Regions from separate parts of the Homo sapiens genome. Here region 2 is linked to region 1. The links are chromatin loops, found by intact Hi-C in ENCODE. Cell type or tissue: ascending aorta. All regions are shown on one strand. Links, peaks and the distances in the headings refer to the core of each region. The heading gives the core; the rest is flanking DNA. Region 1 holds the start of LOC124903045 (a long non-coding RNA gene). Region 2 overlaps NCOR2 (nuclear receptor corepressor 2).

Region 1 (15,605 bases), core at 4,404-9,403:
TGCCAGAGTTACCAGGGAGGAAATATTCCATCTCCCCCTAGACTGGAACCAAGGGAGATGTGAGTTAACACAACACAAGTGTATTATTTTACAGTTCTAGAGGTCAGAAGGCCACAGCGGGCCTCACTGGACTAAAAGCAAGATGTTGGCAAGGCTGTGTTCCTTCTGGAAATTGCAGGGGAGCATCCATTCTCTGCCTTTTCCAGCTTCTAGAGGCTGCCCGCACTCCTAGGCTCATGGCCCCTTCCAGCAAAGCCATCACTCCTGCCTCTGCCTCTGCCTCTGCAGTCACAACTCCTCTCTCTGACTCATGCTCCTCTTTCACTGATAAGGAACCTTGTGATTACATCACCCTTATGATAATCCAGGAGAATCCCCCCATCTCAAGACGTGTAACGTCATTAGATCTGCAAGGTCCCTTTTGCCATGTCAGCTAACATATTCACATGTTTCCTGGGATTAGGACATGGACATCTTTGGGGGTGGTTATTTTGCCCACCATAGCAATCAGAACCATAGCAGGCAGGGTGCCAAGATGGAGAGGAAGTAAATCCTGGTGAATATTTTGAGCCCCCGGATCAAGCTGTACCTGAAGGTATGTACTTAACTTTTCAGTTATATCATGATGATTAAATTTCCTTTTTTCCCCTAAGCTAGTTGGAGGCTTTTGTTTTGCTTTGTTTTGTTTTACCTTTTGCAAACAGAGAGCCTGGCTGAATTAACTCCCAACCCATAAAGATTTCACCGTGAGAAATTACCAGCTTGCATGTGTCTCTCACATGAGGCTGAAATCTTGAGAGTAAAGACAACACCTCCTATAACTTTGTCTCATCAGCACCTAGCAAAGGAGGCACTGAGAAAATGTGTGTTGATTGAATAACAATTTGCTGATGGAATAAACACCCTCCTACATGCCCTCCCTCAGTGGCCATCACGAGAACAAGAGGGCAGAGAGAAGCCTTGGCAGGATTTCCCAGGGGTGAATGGCAGGCCAGTCATTTCCCTCTGGGGGTGGCGGCTTCCTCAGAGAGAGGCGACCCAGACAGAAGTCCTGGAGAAAGCCTGAGTTCCATGGGCAGTGAGTGGCCCTGCCACCCAGATCCAGCGCTTCCCAGTTGATCCCGGGACAGCAGCTGCAGCACTCTGCCGACAAATCTTTCTGAGTCATTTCTGGTCAGGAAGCAGCTCGCTGTCAGATGAAAGTCACAGCGGCTCCCTCCACACACCTGGAGGAGGCAGCAGCCTCCTCATTTTCCACAGCCGAAGAGCTCGGCGGCCATGGCCCTGCAAGGAGGGTTTTATGGGGCCAGGAGAGGAGTCAGAAGAGAAGCCTCCCAGGAGGACCCGCATGTCCTGGTCTTGGTCCCCAGAACTGAGCTATCATTTTACCCGATGACTAGGTCACTGCCATTCTTGTTCCCACGTGCGTCTGAGACACATGGTCCAAGGCAGGCTCCCTCCCTCTCTTCTGCGCCCCCCTCCCCAGACATACCTGCCTGTTCTTTTCTGATTTATCCTCTGTGGGCCCCCAGGGAAAGGCCTCATCCCTTGACAGATCCACGCTGAGCCCTGGTACAGCAGTGGGGCGGGCCTTTGCATATGCTGTTCCCTCTAGCTGGCACACTGTTCCCCACATGGTCTAAACTTTAGCTACTGTCACCCAGGGATGCTCAAAGACTGAACTGAAACATTGCTTTTTGTTCATGTACTCAACTGGCATTTATCATGATCATTGGTGATACGGATACAGCACTTACAATGTGCCAGACTCTGTTTCATCTATTACAGATACACATAACAACTTATTTAGTCTTCACCAAAAGGCTAAGAGGTGGGGAAATTGAGGCACGGGTAGTAAGTGACAGACCCAGAATTTGGACCCAGACAGAGCTGCCCCCAGGGACTGGGCGCTCAACCCTTGGGCCACACCATGCTCGACAGATTTCCTGGACTCCTGGACTTTAGCCAAGTCCCCCTGCTGTGCCCCCACCCCCAACTGCCTACCAGACCCCGTGAGCAGGGGCAGGGGCTGCTTCGTTCACCTGTGACCCCCAGCACCCTCACTGAATGGTACATCAATAAATAAATGAATGAATTGCAACCAAGCCTTGTGACCTTGGGCACTTAACAGTCCTGTGCCTCAGTTTCCCCTCTGTGGAATAGGGACAATAATGGTATCGACTCTGACAAAAGGGGAGTCCTGACAAGGAATTTGAATGAGAAGGAATTTCCTGATAAGGAATTTGAATGAGAGATGGGGGGATCTCAAAATACACCAGTGATTTCAGTCACACTGCTCCACAGAGGCCCAGGCATGAGTGACGTTATATAAATATTTAATAACTTGATGGTCTGGGCTCCCATCCAATGGAATGAAACCTGGATGTAAACACCGGGCACAGTGTCCTTATGTGGATCGGTGTGTCTGACCCCTGGGCACCCGCTGGGGGTGCAGCTCCACCAGGCCCAGTGCTCTGGAGCTCCCGCAGACGCCACCTGCCACCACGCATAAGCCAAGGTGAACAGGCAGCCGCAGGAAGGGCGTCCAGATGGGTGAGTCGCTGGGACCCTTTGCAGACTCCCGAGGGGCGGTGGAGCCCACAGAAAATGCAGTGGGGCTGCAGAGCCTGGACTCCCCACCCAGGCCAGATGTCCTCAGCTCAAGACCCACCAGGCGCTTCCTCCCCGCTGGTCTACAGTGCCTGAAACGTGGGCCTCCCCGACGCGGGCAGTGGGTCTGTTGGAGTGGCCAGAAGGGTCCTGTTAGGGAACCTGTGGATGGCTCAGGATTTTAGAATACTCCGAGCCTGGGGTGCCCAGAGAGCGGACCTTCGGAACCCACATGAGTGTCTCTGCTTGTGACTCCCGGCAGCTCCTTAATCCTAAAGAAGCCAGATCCGAATCTTGCCAAATTGTAGCCAGGAGTTCTCGAGCAGCCGGAGAGCGATGGATTTCCACCGGCAGAGGAAAGATCCAGCTTTAGGAGCAGAATCACACCTGCCAGCTGGCCCTAGCAAGCTGTGGTCTCTGGGAGGCCAGGGACGAGAGCCCACTCCCTCCTCCGTTCATGGCTCAGGGTCGTGGCCAGAGCCTGCCTGTGTAGAGGCGACTCCAGCAGCCCCCAGCCCCGCCCAGCTCTGCCCACACAGCTGCAAGGCCAGCATCCTGCCCTTTGTCAAGTTCACCACAGTCATGTCCCACCCCCCATTCGCTGAAATCAGCCCCAAATTGCCTGGAAACCCAGACCCCGCACCCCCTCCCCAGCTTTCCTTCTTCATGGAGTTTCTATTTCAGAACAAGGAAACAGATACCCCCAAAACAATTAAAGAAATAAATCTATAATTACAAATTGTACTACGTGCCATGGGGAGAAATGGCAAGCAAAGGAGATGGGCTACTTTTAAGGATGAGTTTTGACACCAAAATAGTTCCAGGATATTTCCTGGGTTTGTGAGAACAAGGGTTTTTATCCCACGAAAGAGAGAACAAAGAAAGGAAAGAGGGAGGGAAAAGAAAAGGAAAGAAAGAGAGGGGAGAAGAAAGGGAGGGAGAGAAGTCAGGAAAGAGAAAAGGGCCACTGATTCCCCAGAACCATGGCCTCATCCAGGGGCCATTACAACGCAGCCATGAGACAAATCCAGCCAGTAGCAAAGGAGAAGAGTTCGCAGCCTGCACACTAGGAATAATTTTTACATTTTTAAAATTTTTATATATTTATTCATTTATTTGAGACAGGGTCTTGCTCTGTTGCCCAGGCTGGAGTGCAGTGGCCCAATCACAGCTCACTGCAGCCTTGAACTCCTGGGCTCAAGCAATCCTCCCACCTCAGCCTCCCGAGTAGCTGGGTCTACAAGTGCATGCCACCACACCCGGCTAATTTTTTTTTAAACACTGGGTCTCACTACGTTGCCCAGGATGGTCTCAAACTCCTGGCCTCAAGTGATCCTCCTGCATAGGCCTCCCAAAGCAATGGGATGACAGGCATGAGCCACCGCACCTGGTCATTCTTTACATTTTTAAGGAGTTTTTACAAACAAAACAAAAAATAACAAAGAATGCACAACAGAGGCCTCATGACGCACAAAGCCTAGAATATTGACTATCTGGCCCTTGACAGAGCACGCTTGCCATCTCCGAATCCCGCCACTGACTCCTGCCTGGGCCAGCCGTGAAAAGCAGAAAGAAGGGACAGATCAGACGGCCGAGAATTTTCCATTTCTGCCCACGAGGCCAAGCACCATCCATCACAAACCTCTAAACGCCGAGGCCTGGAAGGTTAAGTGATTTCTGCTCCAGCTCAGTGAGGCGAGGTCAGGGGCCGGCCAGAGAATGGATGTCCTCATGCACCAAAGAGAAAGGAGTCATTGCCCAGCCTCTACCATTAGCCATTGCTCATCGGCTGTTTAGGAAGCAGGGGCATTAATTTTGCTTGTTCCACGCGTGGTGTTTTATGAAATAAGGGGAGAGAAAAGGCCTATTTGTCAGTCAGGGCTCCTGGCTTCAAGTGACAAAATTCCCAATTCAAAGTGGCTGAAGCGACGGAGAGAGTTTATCGGCTCATGTTACTGAAAAGTCCAGGGGTTGGGTGAGTTTCAGGCACAGCTGGATCCAGGGGCTCACAATGGCACCACCAGGACTCATTCTCTCCATTCCTCTGGGTGTTGTTGTTGTTGTTGTTTTGGGTTTTTTTAGATGGAGTCTCGCTTTTGTTGCCCAGGCTAGAGTGCATTGGCATAGTCTTGGCTCACTGCAACCTCTGCCTTCCGGGTTCAAGCAATTCTCCTGCCTCAGCCTCCCTTGTATTTTTTGGTAGAGACAGGGTCTCGAACTCCTGACCTCAGGTGATCTGCCCACCTTGGCCTCCCAAAGTGCTGAGATTACAAGCATGAGACACCACGCCTGGCCCTCTGGGTTGGTTTTATTCTCAGGCAGGCTCTCCCGTCCTAAGGTAAGAATCTCACTGATACCCGACTACATCATGTGACCCTCCTTTGGACCAATGACTGCTGTCAGAGGATGGGATGACCTGATTGGCCAAGCCTTGGTCATGTGCTCCTCCAGGAGCCAGGGAGGCGGGGTCAGCCCCACCTGAACTACAGATGATGAGAGAAAAGAAGAAAGCTGTTTTCCTCAACGAGATCCGGGGCGCCATTACCAGGAGGAACAGATGCTGAGTTGGTAAAAGCAACAGCTGTCCCCAACAGAAGCAAACTCCTATTTCCCAGGCCCCTTGGCTAAGTCTCACCACCACCCATTTTACAGCTGAGTAAACTGAGGTCTTGGAGGTGAAGTCAGTCTCCTTCTTTGGTGATGCAGTCGGCACCCCAGTCCCAATCTAGGTCTGATTCATGCTCAGGCTGTTCACATTGACCAGCGTGCATCTCTAATCCTGCCCTCCAAGAAGCCTGCACACAGTTGGTGTGCAATAAATGCACAGCACATCAAATTGTTGTTAAGAGTCTGCCCCTGCCCACTGGACCATAAGATGCCTGAGGGCAGAGACCATGTCTGTCCTGTTCACTGTGGCACCCCAACACCCAGAGCGTAGTAGGTGCCCCCCCCAACGCTTGGTAAATGAATGAATGACTCCCTGGCGTATAGTACGCGCTCCACAAATACTGGACAAACATGTATCTCTGTGGATGCTCCACAAATACCTGCTAAGTGAATGCAAGTCTGTCTAGGGCCTCACGCACAGTAGGTACTCCACAAACAGTGGTAAATGAACAGATTCTTAGTGCCTGCACATAGTGGGTGCTTAGTAAATATTTAGTGAATCAATGAGTGGATCTCGATGGGAACCAAGCTGCCTGGATGCTCAAATATTTCCAGATCATTAACAAGATAGAGAGAGGAGAGAGATTAGGGGGCTGGTGGGGGAGGAATGAATGAGTGAAAGAATGAATGAAGGAAGGAAGGAATGACAGAAACCTTTGCTGGACTTTAGTGCTCAGACAAGGATCCACAGTCCTTGCGGCTCCACAGCGAGAATCAAGGCTGCCTGGAAGGAAGACCCAGTTTTGGAAAGGGCGCTGGGTCTTTGTGAGCTAGGAGAGGGGGCGGCGGGGCTGGCAGCAGAGTCAGGAGGAAGGGAGGTCAGCCAGGGCGGGCGAGCAACGGGGCCGTGCCAGGGACACCGCGCCCCGGGCAGGGCCTGCTCCCCCTGCCCCGACCTTGCCTCCCGTTCCACAATAGAGCATCCATTGTAAGTGGGTAATTGGGTTCCGGCACATCCCCTCCCCCGGCTGGGGGTGGAAGCAAAGGGAAACACAATCTGTTTTCTATTTGTCACGGCTGCCAAGACGCCACTCCCTCCCCCAGCCTCCGCTCTGGCTGGCCCGCTGAGCCACAGCCGCTGCGACATTCCTTGGCCTGGGCTGAGCCTGCATTCAGAGCTGCCCACCCCCGCTGGCTGACCCAAGAGAAACCACGTGACAGAGACCCAGAATCAGCCTCAGGGGCCTCCTGGCCTCGTTCCCCAGCCTCCCCCATGGGAAGCCAAAACCACAGCCCTCGCTGGAGGCTTTCCACCCCAAGGAGGACTCACATCCTGGCTCCCTCTCTTTTTAGCTGTGTGACCTTGAGCCAGTCACTCAGCCTCTCTGTGCCTGTTTCCTTCTCTAAAATGGGGAGGATAGTAATGATAGAGAGGCCCTCTTGCGTGTTAAACATACTCCTCCAGGCAGAGTGCAGAGCACATAGAAAGGGTTTGGTCGCTGTTAGCTGTCATTTGATTTATTCTTTTAGGGAGTGAGTGGGACCTTCCTGGTTTCAGTGTAATTCGCAGAGTTGGGTGTCTCTGTTCCCGAACAATTTGAAGTGGGGGAGACAAGGGTAAATGCTCAGGGGGCCCCATGCCTGAGCCGCAGGCTGCCTCACTGCACTGCCCACTCACACGCAAAGGGCCTGTTGGATGCCTCATGTGCGCCCAGCTCACACTGACCTGACAGGAGAGGATCAGAGAGGTGAGAGGAGGAACATACAGAAAAGTCAAAGGTCTGAGCTCTGCCTATGAGGGGCTGGCGACCCGTAGTGTTGGGTTAGAAAGCAAACAGGCTCTGCTGACATGTCCCTAAGCCCCTGAGTTCTGTGGGAGTTGGGGAACTGCAGCAGGCTTGGAGGACTTCCTGGAGGAGGGGAGCCAGGTTTGAATCCTGCCTCTGCTGTGGGTCTTGGGCAATGTCTTCACCGCTCTGGACTTTGTGATTTCATCTTTTGGGGACTTCTTCAAGAAAAAGAACAGCACAAGTCAGCCAGGCCTTTAACAGGTAAGGTTAGGGCAATTTCAGAAGAAACCAAGACACCTTGAACTTGGCTTTCGTTGTTGGATGAAATCCCGGGGTGGCCTTGACTTGGATGTTCAGAGTAATCCTGCTTCAGCCCCGCAAAGGGCCTGTGTGGACAGATGTGCACCTGGGGCTCCAACCCCAAGCCCCTCCACACCTTGGGCAATCACTGAACCTCCCAGACTCAGTCTCCACATCTGTAAAAGGGGACTTCAGAGGCACCAGCGTGAGAGCTTAAGCTAACAGACTTGGCACACAGCAACTGTTCAATAGATCTTAGCAACTACCCCTAATTCCCAGAGGCAGAGGCGTCTGAGAAAAGCGGAGGCAACAGACAGCAGAGGCCACAGCTTATTTGTGGACAGCAGCGGGGCCCTCACTCCCCTCTTGATGAATAAACCTGCACATGGTAGTAATGGTCCACATGAGTTCTTTCATGACCTCAGGTGCATAAAATCGGATTAATCATTGTCTTGTGACTCACTCCCATGGTTGGTGAAGCCTGACCTGTTTTGTTTTATGGGTTTATTTCTTCATTTCTTTTTGTGGTTTTGAATTTGTTTCACAATATAATGGACACTCATGAAGCTACCCCCAATGCAAGAACAGAACATAGGCAGGGACACATCTGCCCCCAGACTCTCCCCAGAAGTAAGCCCCACTCCTCGATTTAAATAAACACGTATTTTGTCCTCACTGTGGGCTTTGGGCATGAGCATGTTTGTGCCTAAACCGGTGCTTCTCACACGACAGTGTGCTCAGTCACTTGGGAGACTGTGGCCCAGCCCAGAGCATCCAACTCAACAAGTCTGGAGGAGAGCCCGAGAATGTGCATTGCCAACACGTTTCCAGGAGCTTTTGCTGCTGCAGCTCTGGGACCACACACTTCGAGAAGCTCACCCTAAAGAATGTATTATCAGGCCGGGCGAGGTGGCTCACACCTGTAATCCCAACTCTGTGGGAGGCCAAGGCGGGAGGATCACTTGAGGTCAGGAGTTTGAGACCAGCCTGACCAACATGGTGAAATCCCGTCTCTACTAAAAATACAAAAATTAGCTGGGTGTGGTGATGCACGCCTGTAATCCCAGCTACTCAGGAGGTTGAGGCAGGAGAATTGCTTGAACCCGGGAGGCAGAGATTGCAGTGAGCCGAGATGACGCCACTGCACTCCAGCCTGGGTGACAGAGTGAGACTTTCAAACAAAAAAAAAAAGAATTGATTATCGAGTCATAGTTGTTTTTAAACCTCCTAACACAAGGGTCATGGTGTATGTGGTCTTCTGTGACTAGGTTTTAGGTTTTGTTTTTTAACTCTCCACAGATGAGTCTTGATTTTACCTGAAGTGAGATTGACTCCGGGCACTTTGGTAGTGTCTGGAGACATTTTTGGCTGTCACAACTGGTGGAGAGGGTGCTGTGGCTCCAGGTATGCTGCGAAACGTCCCACAACCCACAGGACGGGCCCCATCACGAGGGGTGCACTGGCCTCCAATGTCCGTAGTCCCAAGAGACGCGAAGACGCACGTCCGCGCAAGAACTTGTACACAAATGTGCATAGCAGCGTTATTCACAGGAGCCAAGAAGTGAAAACAGCCCGAAAGTCCACCCGCTGACGACTCCATAAACCACACATGGTCTGTCCATGCAATGGAATATGACCAGCCACAAAACAGATTCAGCACTGACACGCTACAAAGTGGACAAACCTCGAAACATGATGCAGAGTGAAAGACGCCAGACACCGAAGGCCACACAGTGTCCGGTCCCATTTCTATGGAAAGCCCAGACCAGGCGGACCCGTAGAGCTGTACAGTAGGTTGGTGTTTGCCAGGGGCCGGGGGAGAAAGGAACAGGGGGTGACTGCGCATGGAACAGGGTTTCGTTTGTGCTTTTTTTTTTTGAGATGGTGTTTCACTCTTGTTGCCCAGGTTGGGGTGCAATGGTGTGATCTCAGCTCACTGCAACCTCGGCCTCCCAGATTCAAGCGATTCTCCCGCCTCAGCCCCCAAGTAGCTGGGATTACAGGCATGCACCACCACGCTCAACTAAATTTTTTTTTTTTTTTTTTTTTTTTAGTAGAGATGGGGGTTTCACCATGTTAGTCAGGCTGGTCTCAAACTCCTGACCTCAGGTGATCCACCCACCTCAGCCTCTTCTAAGTGCTGGGATTGCAGGTGTGCACCACTGCTCCCGGCCCTTTTTTTTTTTTTTTTTTTTTTTGGACAGGATTTCACTCCCATCACCCAGGCTGGAGAGCAGTGGTATGATCTCAGCTCACTGCAGCCTCTGCCTCCTGGGCTCAGGTGATCCTGTTGCCTCAGGCTCCTGTGTAGCTGAGACCACAGGCACACACCACCATGCCCAGCTAACTTGTGTAATTTTTGTATAGATGGGGTCTCGACATGTTGCCCAGGGTGATGTTGTACTCCTAAGCTCAAGTGATCCTCCCACCTAAGCCTCCTGAAATGCTGGGATCACAGGCGTGAGCCACCGCGCCTGCCTGGGTTTCCTTTTGAGGCTTGAAGATGCTGCTGCTGCACACATTCTTAGTCATGTCGCCTGGGACGCACGTTCAAGAATTCTGCCTTGGCGCACACCAAAGAGAAAAATTACTGAGTCTTCAAGAACAGGAAAGCTCCACTTTACTGGAAAATGTTGGCATTATGTTGAGTACTTGCTACTTGCACCCGGCACTGGGCTAGATAGCGACCTATTTTCTCATGTAATTGTCCCTGCACTAGTATTCTTGGGTCCATTTTAGAGATGAGGAAACTGAGACTCAGAGAGGGGGATTAACTGGCCTGGCCCAAAAGTGGCAGAACAGCCTTAAGCTCTTGGCCACTCATCCTACAGCTCACTCCCGTCACTCCCCTTGGAGCCTGAGAGACGGTTCCCCAAACAGGCACACTGCAGGCAGCGGGGCGGGGAGGGGGCTTGGCAGAAGCCACGGACATCCCCCCCGGCAATGGCCTTTGAATAATTCACCAGCCGCTTCCAGCCCAGCCCAGTGGTAAACACTTGTTTAGAAAGTAACCAAGAGCCTCCAACAGGTTTCCCAGAATGTGGCCTGCTGAAATTTCTGGAACCCCTGGCAAGCCTACATAACAAATCCCAGCCACCTATGCCCTCAGGTACACAGAACCGTCCACCACCCCAATGCCTCCTGCCTGCCCTGTGTCCAAACTTCAAAAAGTGCCTGCACACCCACACAGAGAGGAAAAGCACAGCTACAGCGCATGCAGGTCTGCAAGCCGCCAACCTGGTTCCCAGCAGAGAGGAAAAGCACAGCCACAGTGCATGCGGGGTCTGCAAACCACCAACCTGGTTCCCAGCAGAGAGGAATAGCACAGCCACAGCGTATGCGGGTCTGCAAACCGCCAACCTGGTTCCCAGCAGAGAGGAATAGCATAGCCACAGTGTATGCGGGTCTACAAACCGCCAACCTGGTTCCCGATGCCAGTTTTACTGTGAACTTGCTCTGTGACCACAGGGCAGTGACCTGACCTCTCTGAGCTCCAGTCTCCTCACTTAATATAAGAGGGATATCAAGGCAACATGCATACATGTCAGGCCGCAAACCCCGATCTGCAAGATATAACTGATTTTTATTTCTTTCCAATTGACTGGGGGCTGATTCCAAACCCCATCCTCCCAGGATGAAGGAAGATTCAGTCTCAGGATTGGGGCTCCTCCATGCTGGGTCGGATCAAAGACCAAATGTCCATGAGGTCCCTCCAGTCACTGGTTCCCCTGGGCACCCTGGAGAGACCTGGGATGGGGAATGGGGACTGTGAAGTGGTCCTTTCTGGGGTGAAGGGGGCGGGCCTTGTCTGTCCTGGAACTCTTGGCTTAGGGCGCCCTCTTCCTGGTGCAGGACACAAATTCTAGACCCCTCACCTCCAGAGCATTGCGGCAGAACCAGGTCACCAGGCCTGCCTCACTACCTGCTCCCAGCACACGAAAATCTCGCTCCCTCTCTCCATTTCCCTCCAGAACCAGCAACAGCTTTCCTCGCAAGCTCAGGTGTGACCAACGTGTAGTTCTCCTGTTCTGTGGGAGTAAAACTGGCTGGGCACACGGCCACAAAGCCTGAGACCCGGAGACCTCGCTCCCCCTTCCCTTGCTTCTGCTGGAATGTGAATGGAAGTGTCCACACCTGCTTCACGGGCTTCTCCCTCTCCCCCTTTCTGAGAGCTGGAATGTGGGTCTGGTTTTAACACTGCTTCAACCACGCCATGAGGACCATATCCAGGCGGGATGGACGACAGGATGGAAGGGGCTGGGCCCCAATTACTGTAAGGCAAAGCTCCTGGCCGTCCTGACGGCCCGCCTCCGTCAGCCCTCTTACAGTAGAGAGAAACAAGCTTCTCTCTTGCTTTAGCCAATGTTGCATTGGAGTTTCTCTTCTTTCTCTCTCTCTTTTTGTTTTGTTTTGTTTGTTTTTGAGACAAGGTCTTGCTCTGTCGCCCAGGCTGGAGTTCAATGGCTCTATCATAGCTCACTGCCACCTTGACCTCCTGCCTCAGCCTCCCAAGTAGCTGGGACTGCTGGTGTGTGCCACCATGCCCACGTCCAGCTAAATTTTTTTTGTATTTTTTGTAGAGACAGGGTCTCACTATGTTGCCCAGGCTGGTTTCAAACTCCTGGCCTCTAGTGATCCTCCTACCTCAACCTCCCAAAGCACTGAGATTACAGACATGAGCCACCGTGCCCAGCCTGGAGTTTCTTTGTTACAGCAGCTGAATCTATACCCTGACTAATACATCGAGTTTTCACAAAAGGCCAGTATAGATGGACTATCTTCCAGAGGCTTCTCATCTCTGCCCAGAAAAACAAATATCGAGGAAAGGGCTGGATGTTGCCTTGGAATTGAGGGAGGGAAATCACAGGGTGAATAAACACAGATGACTATCTCAGTAAAGAACCTGCTTACCACAGTGCCTTCCTTGGGGGGTGGTTTGAAGGACCCCCAGGGACTGATGCATACAAGACAGCCGGCTCCTGAGGCCTGGGGCACAGCGAGCGCCGACTGCCAGAAAACACCGTGGCCGCGGGGCGGCTGCACTGAGCCTTGTCAATAGTGAGCACTTTGCCGTGAGCCCTGTCTGGCTTACAACCTGGCATGTGGGCTTGGGCAAGTCATTTCATAGTTGCCACAAATAATTACCGAGCACCTACTGTATGCCAGGCACCAAATAATTACTGAGCACCTACTGTATGCCAGGCACCAAATAATTACTGAGCACCTACTGTATGCCAGTTCTGGAAGCTGGAGACGAAGTGGGGAGTGAGAAATACCTAGTCTCTGCCCTCTCTGACTCAGCTTTGACTATCTTGAGAGGTGCCAGCCCAGGGGTTCTTTGAGTGCCAGGCTGACCAGCTTCAATGCCCTGCAGCAGGCACTCAAGTTCACAGCAGATGGAGTGATGTGGCAGAGGCACAAGGAAAATGATTAATCTGGCAGCGAAAAACAGAATGGATTCGGCTCAGATGATTAGCAGCCCCAGGAGGGACAAGGAAAAAAAAAAAAAAACCCTGACTCTACGATGGCTCAGCAGAACTGCTCTCTCTAATAAATAATAATTCTCCAGCTTTCCTGCTAACAGTCACAGGCAGGATTTCTCATCTCTATGCCCGTCCCCCACCAGAAGTCAGGCATGGCCGTGTGGCTTGCCTGGGCCAATGAGATGTCAGCAGAAGTGATGTAAGTTGCATCTAAGAAGAAGCTCTAAGAAGCAGTGCACAGCCTGCCTCAAGCCCGATGATGCTCCACATGGCAGAGGCCCCCTCTGCATCCCAGAGTGAGAAGACATGGCACAGAGCCCATTGCCAACACACAGCAGACACATAGCACGGGTGAGAGACAAACGTTGGTTGTTAGAAAACCATGAGATTTTGGAGTTGTTTGTTACTGCAACACAACTGAGCCGATACTGACTGATACATCTCCGTTTCACAGGTGAGGAAACAAAGTGTGGAAGAGATCACCAAGGTTACCCAAAGTCAAACACAGAGTAGAGGCACAGACAAGACTCAAAGACAGGTCTGCCCTTTGCTGCAACCCTCCATTCTGAACAAACCCAGCCAAGCCCCTTACTGCTAACCACTTCAATTAAAGCCAATGTCAAGGCCTCCTGGTTTCTAAATGAACAGCCCTGATCATGTTCGTTAAAGGCCCTGTCTGCACAGACTGCTCATTTTATCCGAAGCCGCCAACAAGATAAATGGCCCTGTAACTTATTGTTCTGCTGCAAAGCACCTCACGGCAAGCGGCGGCACAGATGCCAGGAATAAATCACATCTGATCTTCCGAGAGCCAGGCAGAGCGCCCACGAGGAGTGTCGGAGGCAGGGGAGGTTGGCACAGCCCTGGACCTTGGGGGTTGGAGCAGCCCTGGACCTTGGGGGGATTCACTAAGGAGCAGAGAGCTGCAGGGGTCTTTATTAGGGCCCCGGAGCTCTGGAGTATACATTGTTCTTTTTTATCGGCCCAGCACCTATTTCCCCTTCTTGGGGTTTAATAGCACCCCTTTTTCTCTGGGAAAACCATCTCTCCTCCGCTCTCAGTCTGTCTGGTTCCGATGGGGTCATCCCTTCTCCCAGTTACAGGGAGGAGCATGAACACGTGACCTACCCTGGTCAATCAGAGCTTCACATTCTTTTGCAGCCATGACTAGCTCAGAGCAGGCAGGTGACCCACACCAGGCTGATGGGACCCAAACCTCAGACTTCTGCTGAAACTCTAGGAAAAAAGGAGTTCTCTCTTCTAACAGGTTGCTCACAGAAGGAACTTTTCCGTTGAATTACCTCAGTTTCTAGCACAATTACAGGCACATGGTAGGTGCTTGGTAAAAATGGGCTGGATGAATGAACAATCCACCTGGAGTTAGCACAGCTGGCTTCTTGTCTGGGCGCAGCCATCTCTAACTTCAAGACAGCTTCTTCACCTCTGCAGGTCTCAGTTTTCTTGCCTATAAAAAGGCATTAATAACAGCACTTAGCAGTAGCTGATTATATCAGTTAGCTATTGCTGCCGACATGCTGCGTAACAAAAGATTCCCACCTGCAATCACTCATTATCATTTCCGTGTCTGCCAGTTGGCTGGGAGTCACCTGATCCAGGCTGGGCTGGGCTGCCCACCTGTCTCTCTTCCTCTTTGGATCAGCAAGTTAACCCAGGGCCTGTTTGTCTCACCCAGTGACAGAGGCACAGCATAATACAAGGTCCCTGAAGGGATAGGGCCAATACTAGCACAGCCTCATTTCCATTGCCTTCTTATGGCCAAAGCAAGTCACATGGCCAGACCTAAAGTCAAGAGGTGGGGAAATGCACTCTACTTCTTTGCCACCCGGTAAAGGGCACAGATGTGGGGGGTGGTGAGGAATTGAGGCTGGCTGTGTACCCCCACAATGCCATTGTCTGTGCCTTGATGTTGACTTGATCCGTGTCCACCTCCTTCTCCACTAGAATAAACCTCGGAGCACCTGGATCTCTGTCTGCTTTGTTCACGGCTGTATCCCAGCATCTAGAACGGGGCCCAGGACAGAGTCAATGCACAGCAAATCCTTGTGGAAAGCCTGGCTAGCTGCCCCTGGCCTCCCTCTGCTGTGAGGATTGAGCCAGGTCAGAGACCCAGACATGGCATTGGAAGTTATGGAAGCCCCTCAAAGACTCACGGTGCAGACCCCTGCTCTGGCTTTTAAATATCCAGTGGGAATGAATGTCCCATCTCTGACCCTGATGATCAGCAGTGCCAGGGGTCCGGTTCGGGTGAGGGTTGTCACATCTGGGGAGAGACCTGCTGGCACTGGCCGTGTTTGCACACCCATCTCTCTCTCCTCTGACTCAGTGGTCCTGGAGAGGCCCCCTCACAGCTCAAAACCATCCCCTTGGATCAGGAAGGCACAGGTTTAACTCCATGCTGAGGCCACAGACCTCTCTGGGGTGTGCAGGAAGTGGCCCAAAAGGCCCTGGGGAGAGAACAGTCTGCTGGGGCCATGTGCATGGCCCAGGGCGCCCGAGGCCCAGCCCTGCCTGGGCCTCCCATCCCTGCCCTATGCGGTTTTCCTCTTGCCCTGCTTCCCATCTCTGAGAAGCAGCAAAGTCACCCTCCCCATCTGCCCTTCCCTGGGGGAGCGGTCCCCACCCCCACGTCCATCTGGACCTCAGTGCGGCCATCCCTCCCATGCACAAAGCTCCTCCCAGCCCCAGCACACAGGAAACCTCTCGAGTCTGCCCCCGTGGTGCACACTTCAGCACAAAAGCCTTCCCCCTCTCCAGGCCCAGCCTGAAAGAACCAAATGTTCCTCTATTATGCAAG
Region 2 (5,000 bases), core at 1-5,000, 290 kb before region 1:
GCTGCCCACCCCCATCTGCCCACAGACTCCCACGGACAGGGGCTTCCTCGCCTGTGTTCCTCGGGCCCTAAGACACAGGCCCTTTCCCCCAGGAGGCCCCCGGGGACCAATCAGGAAACGGGAGCGGGAGGACCCGGAAATCTGGAAATGCTTGGGAACTTCATCCAACCCTGCCATCCCTATTTGGCAGAAAAGGAGAAACCGAGGCAAGAGGCAGCTTACTGGTGGAGATGTAAAATGGTACGGCCACTTTTCGGCCACTTTGGAAAACAGTTGGGCAGTTCCTCAAGGGGCTAAACAGGGTTAACAGAGGATCTAGCAATTCCACGCCTAGGTACACACCCAGGAGAAATGAAGACGTACGTTCACATGGAAACGGCACACTAATGTTCACAGCAACTTTATTCACAATACCCCAAATATGCAAACAATCTCACGTCCACCGACTGATGAGTGGGTAAACAACACGTGACCTACCCCTACAGTGAAATATGATTCAGCCACAAAAAGGAACGAAGGACCGACCCACGCTCGACACGGATGAACCTCGAAAACATGATGCTGAGTGAGAGAAACCAGACACAAAGGACCACATATTGCAAGATTCCATTTATAGGAAATGTCCAGAATAGGCAAATCCATAGAGACAGAAGGGTTTCTTTTTGAGATGATGGAATGTTCTAAAATTGACCGTGGTGACAGTTGCACACATCTGTGAATACACTAAAACCCACTGAACTGGACACTTTGAGTGAATGGCATGCGTGTGAATTGTACCTCAATAAAGCTGTTTACAAAACAAAAAAACAAGCAAGCAGCAGCTGCTGCTGCTGAAAACTTCCCCAGATATCACTTCCACTGAGAGAAGCACGACCCTAGGCCAGAGCTCACCACCCAGATCGCCCAGGCCCGAGGATGTGCCTGGAGGGGGCAGAGCCCTGAAGGGGTGGGGGAGCCCAGCGAGGTTCCTGAGTCCAGCCAGGTGGGCAGCTGGGCCCTGCTTCTGAGCTGGAGGAGCCCTTGCCATCTCCTCCCTGCTTCTGCCTTCTGAGTGGGCCTGGGAGCCCGGGGCTTGTAGTTCCTGAGTGGCCTCAAAAGACGGACCCCGGGCTTTGGGGAGCTCTCACTGCAAAACTGAGCAGCCTGCAGAAACTTCAGGGGGAGCAGCTCATCACCAAATTGTTCACAACTACTGAGCGCTTCGTAGGGACCAGGAGCTGCACTAGGTGAGCCTTTAACAGGCAGCACTGCCTTTAACCCTGGGAAGACCCTGGAAGGAGGCCCTAGAGCCTCCGCCTGTCCCAGATGAGAGAGCACTGTGGTACTGGGAGGTCAGCCCCTTTCCTAAGGCCACTTGGCAAACATGCAGTGGAGCTGAGTTTAGATTGAGGCTCTGAAGGTGTCAGACTTCTGTTTCGTTTTTTTATGAGGCAGGGTCTCACTCTACTGCCCAGGCTGGAGTGCAGTGGTGTGATCATAGCTCACCGCAGCCTTGAACTCCAGGGCTCAAGCGATCCTCCTGCCTCAGCCTCCCAAGTAGCTGGGACGAAAGGCGTGCATCACCACACCTGGTGAATTTTTTAATTTTTTGCAGAGACAAGGTCTTGCTATCTTGCCCAGGCTGATCTCAAATTCCTGGCTTCATGCAATCCTCCTGCCTTGGCCTCCCATAGCACTGGGATTACAGGTATGAGCCACTACACATGGCGAAGGCATAAGCCTTTATCTGCACCCTGGGCGCACTCACACGCACACCCTAGCCCACCATGCACACAGAGACTCTCCCTCATCCGGCACACATGTGGGTAGCATATACCTTCAGTGCCCACCACGGCCATCCATGCTGACCAGCTCAGTGGGCACAGATGGCTGTGGGGCAGGCAGGGGCTGCGGCCCATTCTCTGGGGGCTAGGGCTTCTGCATCCACCCATCCTCAGCCCAGGGACTCCAGGAGGCCTGGGGCCTGCTTTCCAGCTCTGCTGCTGACATGGCATCTTTCCGCAGCAAAAGGACACTAGTGACAGCCATCATCGCCATCATCGCCATCATCATCATCATCATCATCATAGCTAATGCCCAGCACTTACTGTTTACAAGGCAGGCGCGGCACCCGATGTTGGAAAAATATTAACACAGCTCCTCCTCACTGTAATCCAGTGGAATAGGTGCTGTTAGGATTCCCATTTTACAGATGAGGAAACTGAAGCACAGGGAGGGTAACAGACCCGCTCAGGGTCACACCGCCATGAAGCGGTGCACCTGGGAGTGGACCGAGATTGTGTGACCCAGAGAACCGGCTCTCCGCGCTCAGCTGGAGCAAGCGCACCGGCCTACGGATGTGTGACTCTCCTCACAGCCCGAGCGGCCGGGCTTCACGGTATGCACAGGAGTGCGCAGGTGGCCCCGGAGGCGCTCGCTGCCAAGACTCCCCACCCCCACCCAGCCCAGCCAGGCCCGCCCACCCGCTATCTGCCGTCCTCTCATCAGGAAGGTGGGTTTCCTGCTTCCTCCGCGGACGCCGCCTGGGCAGCGCTTGGTAATAGATGACTTCCTCCTCCGCCGCACCCTCCCGCCTCCCTGCCCACCTCTCCAGCCACCCCCGCCCTCCCCTGAGCCCCTGACCCTGTACCCCAGCTCACCAGCTCCACCTGGGGCCCCAGGCCTTCCAGAATCCGATGTGCAGCTTCAGCCTTCTTCTGCAGGGTGATGGCGAAGAGGAGGAATTTTTTTAAAAAACAAAAAAACACAGATTATAAATAGAGGCTTCCCGGAGCAGCGGGCACCTGCCCAGCCCAGTCCAGCATGCTGATCCTCAGCACGGGGGAGGGAGGCCCGGGGCCCCCTGCAGGCCCTCCCCACGCTGGAAAAAAACACAGAGGAGCCTCAATACCCCCACAGCGGCCCCAGCAAGCCAGCCAAGTTTCGATTTTAGCAAATGCGCCGGGTCCACTGAAGCCTGCTCCCCGGCAGGCGCGCAGGCCTCGCTCCCCCAGGGCCCAGCGACGTGGGCACCGCTCCCCACCAGCCCAGCCGACACTGCCAGCCCTGAGATGCCTTCCCTCACCCTGGAAGCTGGTTGGGTTGTCTACAATTACCTCAGAGCTAGTGCAGCCAGCGAGGGAAGGAGGAGGAGGAGGAGGAGGGAGGGTGAGATAGAGGCGCTCGGAGATACCCTTTCTAGGATTCTTGTGTTTCACAATCATGTGATTATTTCTGGGCTGCCCCGGGGCCTCCCCGCCTCCTCCCCACTCACAACTGGGGACTTATTAGGAAAACAGGAACATGTGGCGCAGGGCTCGGTGGCCGCTCCATCAATAGGCTGGACCTCCGGGCCCCCACCCCGGCCCTCGGTGTGAAGGCAGACATTGTGCCTCGGCCAGGCCCACCAGCCCGCAGCCTGGGACCACCAGGGTCCACTCACAGGAGGCCTGGAGGGCAGCCCAGGCCAGCCGGGTACAGGGAGGTGGGGGGCGGAGGGGCTCCTGAAGGTGGCTTCATGGGGGCTGTGGCGGAGGGCAGGGGCAGAATTTGCGTGGGTTTGGGTGCCCCCTGCACCAGGCTAAACTGCGTGTGTGCTGGCAAATGGGTGTTCACAGGCTGGCACGCGGGCGAGCCCCTGCTGTGACTCAGCTGCATTGGGGCAGCCACTCAGTATTTGGCAAGGACTAGGCGGACAGGCCGCAGAAGTCACCATCACCATACTGAAACTGTCCCCAGTGACCCCAAACCAGATTGGCCAAAAGGAGGTGACCCCAAGCCCTGGGAAATGTGGCTGCCAACAAAAATTTGACGCAGCCTTTGCCAAGATCTCCTCGCAGGGCGGAGGTGCCCAGGCTCCCGGGCTGCAGCAGAGAGAGGAGGGCGTGGCAGGCCAGCATCACTCCCCCTCCCCAGCCCCCGGAGAAAGACAGCAGGTATGTAGGTGGGCTCAAGCTGGAACCTAGAGCTGCCTCCGCCTACAGCCCAGAGCCCGGCCCACCAAGAGCAGAGCCATGCTCTTGGCCACCTTCAGGCTGAGCCAAAACCCCGAGACCTGCAGCCTCAAGGTGCGGCTGGGGGCCAGAAGAGCAGGGGAGAACTATTACAGCGATGGTCACTTCTCCAAGCACCTGCCATGAGCCAAGCGTCGGGCATACGGTGTGTTCTTAACATGTCAATTGCGCATAAGCGCCATGGGAGGTACAGGCAGGAGTAGCCCCATCTCACAGATGGTGAAACTGAGGCACAGAAACAAAACACAGGGAAGAAGCCCTTCTTATGACCTCCAGGATCCACGGACAGAGGAAGCCAAGGGCCAGGTCCCATGCAGGACCACCCCTAGGCTTGGGACTAGTATTTCCGGTGGATGGGGGCAGACATCACCCGGAGAGTCAATGTCCCAGCCACACCCTCGAAGCAGGAAAGAGTCTGCCCTGGGGTACTGAAGATGGGAGAACCCCTAAGCCAGGCCCAGTGAAGGACTGGGTATGGGGTAGCATGGGGGCAGGGCAGCTCCCAAACACTGGGACCTGGGGAGAGACATGGAATGAATGAGACCTGGCCCCTGCCTGGAATAAACCCAAACAATGGCTGTTGGTTAAGAGCAGTAACAGCAGATTAGTATGCTCAGGCAGATAAAGGTATGTGTGAAAGTGGGGCACAAGTCACTCTCCCAAAAAGGTAACAGGAGGGCTATATAGGCTGGGTTTTGAGGGATGAATAGGAGTTTGTGTATGATCTGTGGGGATCAGCAGCAACTGTCCATCTAGATAAAAGAGTGATACCAACGGAAAGGGCCAAGCCACTAGAAACTACACGGCCACACAGCTAGCACCTAGAGAGCAAGGAAGACCCCTTCTTCACCTGCCAAAGCCACAGGGAGCCCCACCTCCTCCTGTCTCTCTGGGGTGTTTCCTTCACCTCCTGCCCCCACATCCCCTGCTCCCAGTGTTGGGTTTGTTCCTGCTCCACGGTCTTCTCTGGTCCTGCTTGTCAGCCTCCTGGGGAGGTGGGCCTGTGGA

Evidence for each region. A loop is a pair of places that touch in the nucleus more often than their neighbours do. Peaks named below come from ENCODE experiments on the same cell type or tissue, not always from the same donor. Only the 100,000 strongest peaks of a DNase experiment are listed, where the experiment ranks them.
Region 2: a loop joins it to region 1, with 2.0 times the contacts of the local background. A loop is called at or near these places in 5 of 110 quality-filtered maps.

What each region holds. Positions count from the first base shown.
Region 1 is chr12:124,739,836-124,755,440 of GRCh38, forward strand. LOC124903045 (a long non-coding RNA gene) reads left to right here and starts at 2,469. Exons shown (of 2, transcript XR_007063509.1): 1 at 2,469-2,553; 2 at 2,873-3,352. RefSeq lists enhancers at 5,097-5,146, 9,721-10,241, 10,242-10,762, 15,418-15,605. In ascending aorta, for the core only: no CTCF peak of the experiment used is centred there; a DNase peak (open chromatin) is centred at 6,326; H3K4me3 peaks cover 883 bases; H3K27ac peaks cover 3,069 bases.
Region 2 is chr12:124,454,467-124,459,466 of GRCh38, forward strand. NCOR2 (nuclear receptor corepressor 2) reads right to left here. Exons shown (of 49, transcript NM_006312.6): 8 at 2,640-2,696. Among named protein-coding and RNA genes, the nearest start is that of NCOR2, 110 kb to the right of the region's middle. RefSeq lists silencers at 2,401-2,530, 2,561-2,620. In ascending aorta, for the core only: a CTCF peak has its summit at 2,703; DNase peaks (open chromatin) are centred at 2,587, 3,195 and 3,635; H3K4me3 peaks cover 1,655 bases; H3K27ac peaks cover 5,000 bases.